2 separate regions of the Homo sapiens genome follow, and region 2 is linked to region 1. A link is a contact called in ENCODE Hi-C or POLR2A ChIA-PET data. All regions are on one chromosome and are shown on one strand. The core of a region is the stretch at or near the end of the contact, and the rest is flanking DNA. Distances in the headings are between cores, read along the strand shown. Region 1 has its middle 10 kb from the start of NUP210. Region 2 overlaps HDAC11 (histone deacetylase 11).

Region 1 (4,440 bases), core at 1,675-4,174:
CATTTGAGTGATTAGCCAGGGAAATTCAGCTAAATGGTTGACAATATCTCAATGCTTACACATTAGACTGTGTTAAACTGTAATGTGTTTTTTTTTGTTTTTTCTTTTTTGAGACAGAGTCTCACTGTGTCACCCAGGCTGGAGTGCAGTGGTGCCATTTTGGCTCACTGCAACCTCTGCCTCCTGGGTTCAAGCGATTCTCCAGCCTCAGCCTCCTGAGTAGCTGGGACTACAGGCATCTGCCACATGCCCAGCTAATTTTTTGTATTTTAGTAGAGACAGGGTTTCACCATGTTGGTTAGGCTAGTCTCGAACTCTGATCCACCTGCTTCAGCCACCCAAAGTCCTGAGATTACAGGCGTGAGCCACCGCACCTGGTCTGTAATATCTTTTAAGTCATAACCTGTCTTGGCTGAGTAATTTAGGTTTGGGGGTTTTGCATTCTTTAGAAATTGTATGAGCTTAACTTTTTTTTTTTTTTTTTTGAGACAGGATCTCACTCTGTCACCCAGACTGGAGTGTAGTGGTGAAATCTCAGCTCACTGCAACCTCCACCTCCCGGGTTGAAGCAATTCTCCTGCCTCAGCCTCCTGAGTAACTGGGATTACAGGCATGCGCCACCACGTCTGGCTAATTTTTGTATTTTAGCAGAGACGGGGTTTCACCATGTTGGCCAGGCTGGTCTCAAACTCCTCACCTCAGGGATCCATCCACCTCGGCCTCCCAAAGTGCTGGGATTACAGGCATGAGCCACGGCACCCAGCCGTGAGCTTAAATTTTAATTAGTTGGGGAGAGGAGAGAAACCTTTTCTTGCCATTTTTACACTGTGGGCCCTGAGTACTTCTCTGTGTATTGAGAAAGGGAGAAATAAGAATGAAAAGATGGGTAGACATACATACAGACAATTCCCAGAAGAGGACATTCGGATGGTCAACACACATGTGAAAACCTGCTCATCCTTCTCAGTAACCAGGGAAATGCAAATTAAAACAGCAACAAGCTGTCTTTTCTCACTCATCAGATTGGCAAAACTTTTCTTTCAAGTCTTACAACATCAAGTCTGGGCAAAGATGGAGGAAAATGAACTCTCTCATGTCGCTGGTAGAAGCATAAATTAGTCCAGCCAATTTGTTTGTGTGTGTGTGGTTTTTTTTTGTTGTTGTTGTTTTGTTTTGGAAACAGAGTTTCACTCTTGTCACCCAGGCTGGACTGCAATGGCAGGATCTCGGCTCCCTGCAACCTCTGCCTCCTGGGTTCAAGTGATTCTCCTGTCTCAGCCTCTGGAGTAGCTAGGATTACAGGCACCTGCCATTACGGCCGGCTAATTTTTGTATTTTTAGCAGAGATAGTGTTTTACCATGTTGGCCTGGCTGGTCTTGAACTCCTGACCTCAGGTGATCCACCCATCTCAGCCTCCCAAAATGCTGGGATTACAGGCAAGAGCCACCACACCCGGCTGAGTCCAGCCAATCTGGACAGCCTTTTGCTACATACGTCTGCAAGCCTTGACTGAAAATCTTTGAGAGCAGATGTTTGTTGGGACTCAGCAACCGATACCCCAAAATATGGAGCTTTGAAGTACTCAGCTGAAGAAGCAGCCTCAAGGTCTCGCTGACCTTTCTCCCACTCCTGTCTGTCCCAAAGCACAGCATGAAGTTGTTCTCTGAAGTTCCCTTATCTGTCTAAAGTCTGGACCTGCCAAAGAAGAAAACAATTATCTCCAGTCCCTTGCCATTTTTTCATTAACTGAACCCATATTGCAGGAAGAAAAACCAAAGTCTGTCAACATGTTACAGGAAAGGGGTCCCGATCCAGACCCCAAGATAGGGTTACTGGATCTCACACAAGAAAGAATTCAGGGCAAATCCATAAAGTGAAAGCAAGTTTATTAGGAAAGTAAAGAAATAAAAGAATGGCTACTCCATGGACAGAGCAGCCCTGAGGGCTGCTGGTTGCCCATTTTTATGATTATTTCTTGATGACAGGCTAAACAATGGGTGGATTACTCATGTCTCCCCTTCTTAGACCATATAGGGTAAATTCCTGACATTGCCATGGCATTTGTAAACTGTCATGGTGCTGATGGGAGTGTAGCAGTGAGGATGACCAGAGGTCACTCTCATCACCATCTTGGTTTGGGTGGATTTTAGCCGGTTTCTTTACTGCAAACTGTTTCATCAGCAAGGTCTTTATGACCTGTGTCTTGTGCCGACCTCCTATCTCATCCTGTGATTTAGAATGCCTTAACTATCTGGGAATGCAACCCAGTAAGTCTCAGCCTCATTTTACCCAGGTCATATTCAAGAAGGAGTTGCTCTGGTTCACATGCCTCTGACAAACACACCTGTTATGGAAAGGAGTCTGGATCCAGACCCCAAGAGAGGGTTCTTGGATTTCATGCAAGAAAAGAACTTGGGGCAAGTCCATAAAGTGAAAGCAAGTTTATTAAGAAAGTAAAGGAGGCCAGGAGTGGTGGCTCACACCTGTAATCCCAGCATTTTGGAAGCCCGAGGTGGGTGGATCACGAGGTCAGGAGTTCAAGACCAGCCTGACCAACATGGTGAAACTCTGTCTCTGCTAAAAATACAAAAATTAGCCAGGCATGGTGGTGCATGCCTGTAATCCCAGTTACTCAGGAGGCTGAGGCTGGAGAATCACTTGAACCTGGGAGGTGGAGGTTGCAGTGAGCTAAGACGACACCACTACACTCCAGCCTGGGCAACAGAGTGAGATTTCGTCTCAAAAAAAAAAAAAAAAAAAAAAGAAAGTAAGGGAATAAAGAACAGCTATTCCATAGGCAGAGCAGCCCAGAGGGCTATGGTTGCCCTTTTTTTTTTTTTCAAGACGGAGTCTTGCTGTGTCACCCAGGCTGGAGTGCAGTGGTGTGATCTTGGCTCACTTCAAACTCCGCCTCCCGGGTTCCAGCAATTCTTCTGCCTCAGGCTGCCGAGTAGCTAGGATTACAGGCACCTGCCACCGCATCTGGCTAATTTTTGTATTTTTAGTAGAGACGGGGTTTCACCATGTTGGCCAGGCTGGTCGCCAACTCCTGACCTCGTGATCCACCCACCTTGGCCTCCCAAAGTGCTGGGATTATAGTTTTCTGGGAAAGGGATGGGCAATTCCCAGAACTGAGGATTCCTCCCCTTTTTAGACCATATAGGGTAACTTCCTGATGTGCCATGGCATCTGTAAACTGTCATGGTGCTTGTGGGAGTGTAGCAGGGTGTGGTGGCACTGTAATCCCAGCTACTCAGGAGGCTGAAGCAGGAGAATCGCTTGAACCTGGGAGGCAGAGGTTGCAGTGAGCCGAGATTGCACCACTGCATTCCGGCCTGGGGGACACAGCAAGACTCTCTCCCAAAAAAAAAAAAAAAAAAAAAAAAAAAATATATATATATATATATATATATATATGTGTGTGTGTGTATGTATATATATATATGTATGTGTATATATATGTATGTGTATATATATATGTATGTGTGTATATATATATGTATGTGTATATATATATACTCCTGTGAACAAAATTTGGAGCATATTTGTTCCTCTCTACTTGATTTCTTCAGAATTTGGGAACTATTTGTGAATATACTCAATTTATGGCAGTATAGTTAATTACACAAGTGCAATAAGAATTTGCTTTCTTTTGTAACAGGACACAATTGGAAAAATTGGTTATTTTACCAAGGCTTTGAATGGAATGGTATACTTCCTTTAAAGAATCAAAGTTGACTTATAGAGCCAGTTAAAGCCCATTAGGGAATGTGGCCTCATACCTTGTCCACGCAGAGTCCCTGTACAAAGTTCCTGACCTGTGGTAAATAAACAATGTCACTTTCTAACAGACCCAGGAATCCCAAGTTATCTTGGGACCTCAAGAGGAGAGGAGTTTGCCCAACTCATAGGTATTTGAGGGTAAAAACCCATGGCTGGGCTCAGCTTTTAAAAGTCTTATTTGAGATTCTTCATGGAACAGAGTTCTATCAAAGCCAATTAAAATATCCTAAGTGAAAAATAATTATTCTTGCTGTACTTTATGCAAATAATCAGGCCAAGTACAGTAAGACTAAAGTTTATTTTGTAAACAAATCAGTTCTATCATGATTTGTTTTTAATAAAAATGGGGACTGGAGAGAGAAAAATTATGCTTCGAAAGAAAACTAGGTCAGGCACAGTGGCTCACGCCTGTAATCCCAGCACTCTGGGAGGGTGAGGCAGGCAGATCATCTGAGGTCAGGAGTTTGAGACCAGCCCAGCCAACATGGCCAAACCCCATCTCTACTAAAAATACAAAAATTAGCCAGGCGTAGTGGCATGCACCTGTAATCCCAGCTACTTGGGAGGCTGAGGCAAGAAAATTGCTTGAATCTGGATGTGGAGTTTGCAGTGAGCCAAGATCATGCCACTGCACTCCAGCCTGGGCAACAGAGTGA
Region 2 (4,690 bases), core at 295-2,794, 54 kb after region 1:
AGACCTCAGTTTGGGCCAGGCCACTCTGAGGGTGGTGTCCTCCCCTTCTCCAGGGCGTATGAAAGCCTTCATAGAATTTTAGGCTTCTACATTATGACTTTCAAGCTGTGCTCTGTCGACACGCCTCCGAGACCCCAGCCCCTGTCCTCCAACCATACATAGCTCTTTCACTTTGGTCTATTTTGTTTGTTTGTTTGTTCATTTTTTTGTTGGTTTTTGTTCTTGAAATGGAGTCTCACTCTGTCGCCCAGGCTGGAGTGCAGTGATGTGATCTCGGCTCATTGCAACCTCCGCCTTCCGGGTTCAAGCAATTATCCTGTCTCACCCTCCTGAGTGAGTAGCTAGGATTACAGGCGCGTGCCACCATGCCTGGCTAATTTTTTTTGTATTTTAGTAGAGATGTGGTTTCGCCGTGTTGGCCAAGCTGGTCTCGAACTCCTGAACTCAGGTCATCTGCCCACCTCGGCCTCCCAAAGTGCTGGGGTTACAGGCGTGAGCCACCGCACCCACCCTATTTTTTATATTGGGCTGAAGTTTAAGACTCTGGTCTAAGTACTTCTGCTGAAGTTTTGTTGAAAATTGTTGGTCTAAAAACTAATTTGAAACCCTCAGGGCTCAGCAGAGAAGAGAAACAAGTGGGAGGGCCGGTGGTAGAGTCTGAGGTGAACTCCTGCCCCTTCCCAAGGGGCGGCTCCTCAGCTCCACTGTGGGCCCGGCATGGCCAGAGCACCTGGTCTTCAAAGAGAAGCCAGGAATCCAGATTATTAAGTGACATTTCCTGATTTTTTTTTTGAGACTGAGTCTCGCTCTTGTTGAGCAGGCTGAAGTGCAGTGGCACGATCTCAGCTCACTGTAACCTCCGCCTCCCGGGTTCAAACAATTTTTCTGCCTCAGCCTCCGAAGTAGCTGGAATTATAGGGGTGAGCCACCACACCCGGCCCTGATTTCTTAATGTGGCACTCATTATAAGATTGTAAAAGCCCACCTGTAGACCAAACTGGGCACACTGGCTGCCTGCTTGTGACCTCTTTCCAGAGAAGGACACAGCTCCTATTAGTGGCTGAAGTTCTGAGGGCTGAGGCATTCAGTTCAGTGCTCTTTGTAGGAACAGAGGGGAGGTTGGGGCGGGGGCTTGCATTGGAATCTGGTACTGCCAGCCTGCCTTGGTGGGGGTGGGGTCAGGGATGCCTCAGGTTATCTGCCCCAAGAGTGTGGGAGCCCTGACCCCCAGGCTCCCTGGCTGAGCTCACCTTAGACTCAGAGCCACAGTGGATGCCTGAGGCCAGCAGGCCCCTCTGCTCCACAGGTGGAAAAGCCTAGGTCCAGAAAGAGGCTGTGCTCAAGGTCACCTGGGAAGTTGGCCGGGCCTTGGGGAGACCCCTGGCAGGTCATCCAGTCCAGTCTTCTAGGTTCCCAGTCAGGGCTGCTGCCTCCCTGCTCCCCAACCGCAGCCTGAGGTGTGAGAATTCTAGATAGGGCCACGACAGTGTGAGCACATGAAAGATTACCAGGAAGAGGTTGAAACCTGGCTCCTGGGAGAGAGAGGGGTGTGAGGCCTTGGCAGGAAGCCCAGTGCTTGGCTGCCCTGGTTTCCTGGGGCCCAGGCATGCGTGGTCACAGTCCACAGCCTAGGGCTGGGCCAGGAGGACATGCCTGCCAGAGTCCCGAGGGTGAGGGGAAGGAAGGGACAGGAGGCGCTCAGCTGGGGCAGGGAGAAACCAAAACAGAATGGTGTGATTGAACCAGGCTGGGGGTGGGGGGCCTAGGTTCCAGGGCCCCACCCATTTGAGGGGCCTTCAGGGGAACTGTGTTGGGCAGGCTGCATGCCTGGCCTTGGTCCCCCAAAAGCCTGAAAGCAGCTTACTATGTGATATATAATAATACAAAATAGCTGGGTGTAGTGGCATGCACTTGTAGTCCTAGCTACTTGGGAGCCTGAGGCAGGAGACCTTGAGCCCAGGAGTTTGAAGCTGTAGTGAGCTATGATTGCACCACTGCACTCCAGCTGGTATGACAGAGTGAGACTGTCTCTTAAAAAAAATAATAAAAGTATTAACAGGTAGAGTCCCAAGTAGAAAACTGAGGTTGAGGGTAGGAGGAGAATTCAGGTATGTCCACTGAAAAAGTTAACCAAGATGGTGATCCAGCTGCATATTTGGCTTGGAGCTCCCTGGCAGTCAGAACAAAAGGAGAAACATGATGGTTTCTACGGCACCTATTAAGATGAAGAAGTAGGCCGGGTGCAGTGACTCATGCCTGTAATCCCAGCACTTTGGGAGAACGAGGCGGGCGGATCACTTGAGGTCGGGAGTTTGAGATCAGCCTGGCCAACATGGAGAAACCCTGTCTCTACTAAAACTACAAAATTAGCCAGGCATGGTAGTGCATGCCTGTAATCCCAGCTACCTGGGAGGCTGAGGCAGGAAAATCACTTGAACCTGGGAGGTAGAGGTTGCAGTGAGCCGAGATTGCGCCATTGCACTCCAGCTTGGGCAATAAGAGTGAAACTCCATCTCAAAAAAAAAAAAAAAAAAAAAAGAAAAAGATGAAGAAGTAGTCAGTCATTCAACACATCTGTATTGAATGCCAACTGTACAGAGAGAATAAGACAGCAGGGCTCTCTGCCACCATGGATTTGCATTTGAGTCGTGGAAGATTAAAATTAAGGAAGCAACCACCCAAGAGCATTTTAGAGAGCACCAAGGGCTATGAAGAAAGTGAAAAATAGAGGGTAATTGGATGGTCAGGGAGGGCCTCACAGAGGAGGTGATGTTTGAGTTGAGACTAAACAAAGGAGCAGGTGATACTCATGTAGAGGTGTTTTTTTTTTTTTTTTTTTTTTTTGGAGAAGGAATCTCGCTTTGTTGCCCAGGCTCGAGTACAGTGGTGCGATCTCAGCTCACAGCAACCTCTGCCTCTTGGTTCAAGCGATTCTCCTGCCTCAGCCTCCCAAGTAGCTAGGATTACAGGCACCTGCCACCATGCCCGGCTAATTTTTGTATTTTTAGTAGAGACGGAGTTTTCACCATGTTGGCCAGGCTGGTCTCGAACTCCTGACCTCAAGCAATCCATCTGCCTCGGCCTCCCAAAGTGCTGGGATTACAGGCATGAGCCACTGCTCCTGGCCCTCATGTATAGCTTTGAAGGAAGAATGTTTCAGAATCCCAGGCCTGGAGGGTGGAGGGGACTTGATCTTCCAAAGGGGAGAAGAATGCTTGGGAGGCCGGATGGAAGGGAATAAAACATTGTGGCTCGTACACGGTGCAGTTAGGGAGGCCAGAGCCCCAGGCCACACAAGGTCTTGCAGGCCGTGGGAGGAGTGTATATGTTGTTCCAGGGACCTTGGACAGTCACGAGGGGGTTTTCAGCAGGAGGGTGATATGGTGTGACATGCCCTTGCTGCCCAGGTGGGACCCAAGCCCGTTTCAGACATCATCTGGCACCTAAGGCTGCAGCTCAGGAACATCTCCCACCTCCCTGCAGATGTCTGCAATGTTTCTTTTCTCCTTCCTCTGCTGTGGGCGCCCAGAGAGTGCCCTAGAGAGTCCTTCAGGTTTCTCAGGCTGCTTTTCCCTGGTCATTCTGTGTGTGCTGTGTAACATCCACCGTCTCCCCTGCCTCATCCCATTCTACCCCCAACCCCTGCCTGGGGCTCATGCCTGACTCTGCACTGGTGTGGCCTTTGATACTTAATAAACAGGGCACTGAAGGAGAAGCAGGAGCTGGACGTTTGCAAGATGTCAATTCAGGGAAACCCATGTTTATCAAGCTCCTGCTGTGTGCAAGGTCCAGGGTTGGCCCCTCTGAGGGTAGCTGTTGAGCTCCCCAGTGCCCCAGCACTGGGCTCTTGCCTTTGGTTGATTCTCGGGTGACAGTTTGCCATGGAGTGTCGGTTAGTGCTGGGCAGCATCTGACATCCTGCCCCTGTGCACTCTGCACTGGACAGTGCTCAGAACACGTGGATCCAGCAAGTGCTCAGAGGGCACCACTCTGTGATCTAGGTGCTGCAGGGATGGGATGGAGCAAAAGACCACATCCCTTTCCTGCTGGAGCTGGCATTTAGGTGGGAGAGTCAGACAATAAATGTAATAATTAAGTAATGAGATAATATGTTAGATGGTGCTGAGTGTCGTGAAGAAAGGAAGGGACAGCAGAAAAGGGGTGGGGAGAGCTGGTGAGAGGATGGCAGTTTTAAATCAGGAGTCAGGAAAGGGCTTACTACCTGTGATCACAGGTGACATGTGGGAAGGGAGTGAGGGAGTGGGTGATGTGGTCATCTGGGGAAGGGCATTCCAAGCAGAAGAAACAGCAAGTGCAAAGATCCCAGGGCAGAACTATCTGTCATGAGTTCCAGTATAGTGTGGAGAGAAGGAGACACAGACCATAGCTCCATGGAGCACCTGGAGGGACCCTGGAGAGTCTCTAGGGGAGTGAGCTCCTCTTGGTCTCCAACTCTCTCTTCTCTTCCCTGAGGGGCTCCTCTCTCCTTTAAAAAAAAATTTTTTTTAATTGTGGTAAAATTTACATAACAAAATTCGCCATTAACCACTTTAAACTGTACAGTTCAGTGGCCTTTAGTCCATTCACAAAGTGCTGCAACCATCATCTCTAGTTCCAAACATTTTCATCACTCCAAAAGGAAACCCTGTGTCCTTTAAACACTTGCTCCCCATTTATCCCCCCAAGTCCC

What was found. A loop is a pair of places that touch in the nucleus more often than their neighbours do. ChIA-PET counts read pairs that join two places held with the same protein, here RNA polymerase II (POLR2A). Pooled maps may share reads with other maps.
Region 2: a map of K562 shows a loop between it and region 1 (5-fold over the local background). The contact joins two enhancer-like sites. A Hi-C loop is called at or near these places in 7 of 168 maps with a recorded cell type or tissue (CD4-positive, alpha-beta T cell, CD4-positive, alpha-beta memory T cell, CD8-positive, alpha-beta T cell and 3 more), 6 of 37 single-sample maps with no recorded cell type and 16 of 50 pooled maps. POLR2A ChIA-PET finds 5 or more read pairs at or near these places in 20 of 52 experiments (A549, B cell, CD4-positive, alpha-beta T cell and 15 more).

What each region holds. Positions count from the first base shown.
Region 1 is chr3:13,428,472-13,432,911 of GRCh38, forward strand. No RefSeq gene overlaps it. Among named protein-coding and RNA genes, the nearest start is that of NUP210, 10 kb to the left of the region's middle. Within about 2 kb of position 2,925, at least 2 of the 41 ENCODE cell types and tissues checked have a DNase peak (open chromatin) inside an H3K27ac peak, as active enhancers do.
Region 2 is chr3:13,483,752-13,488,441 of GRCh38, forward strand. All of the region lies in intron 3 of HDAC11 (histone deacetylase 11), which reads left to right. Among named protein-coding and RNA genes, the nearest start is that of HDAC11, 5.8 kb to the left of the region's middle. Within about 2 kb of position 1,545, at least 26 of the 41 ENCODE cell types and tissues checked have a DNase peak (open chromatin) inside an H3K27ac peak, as active enhancers do.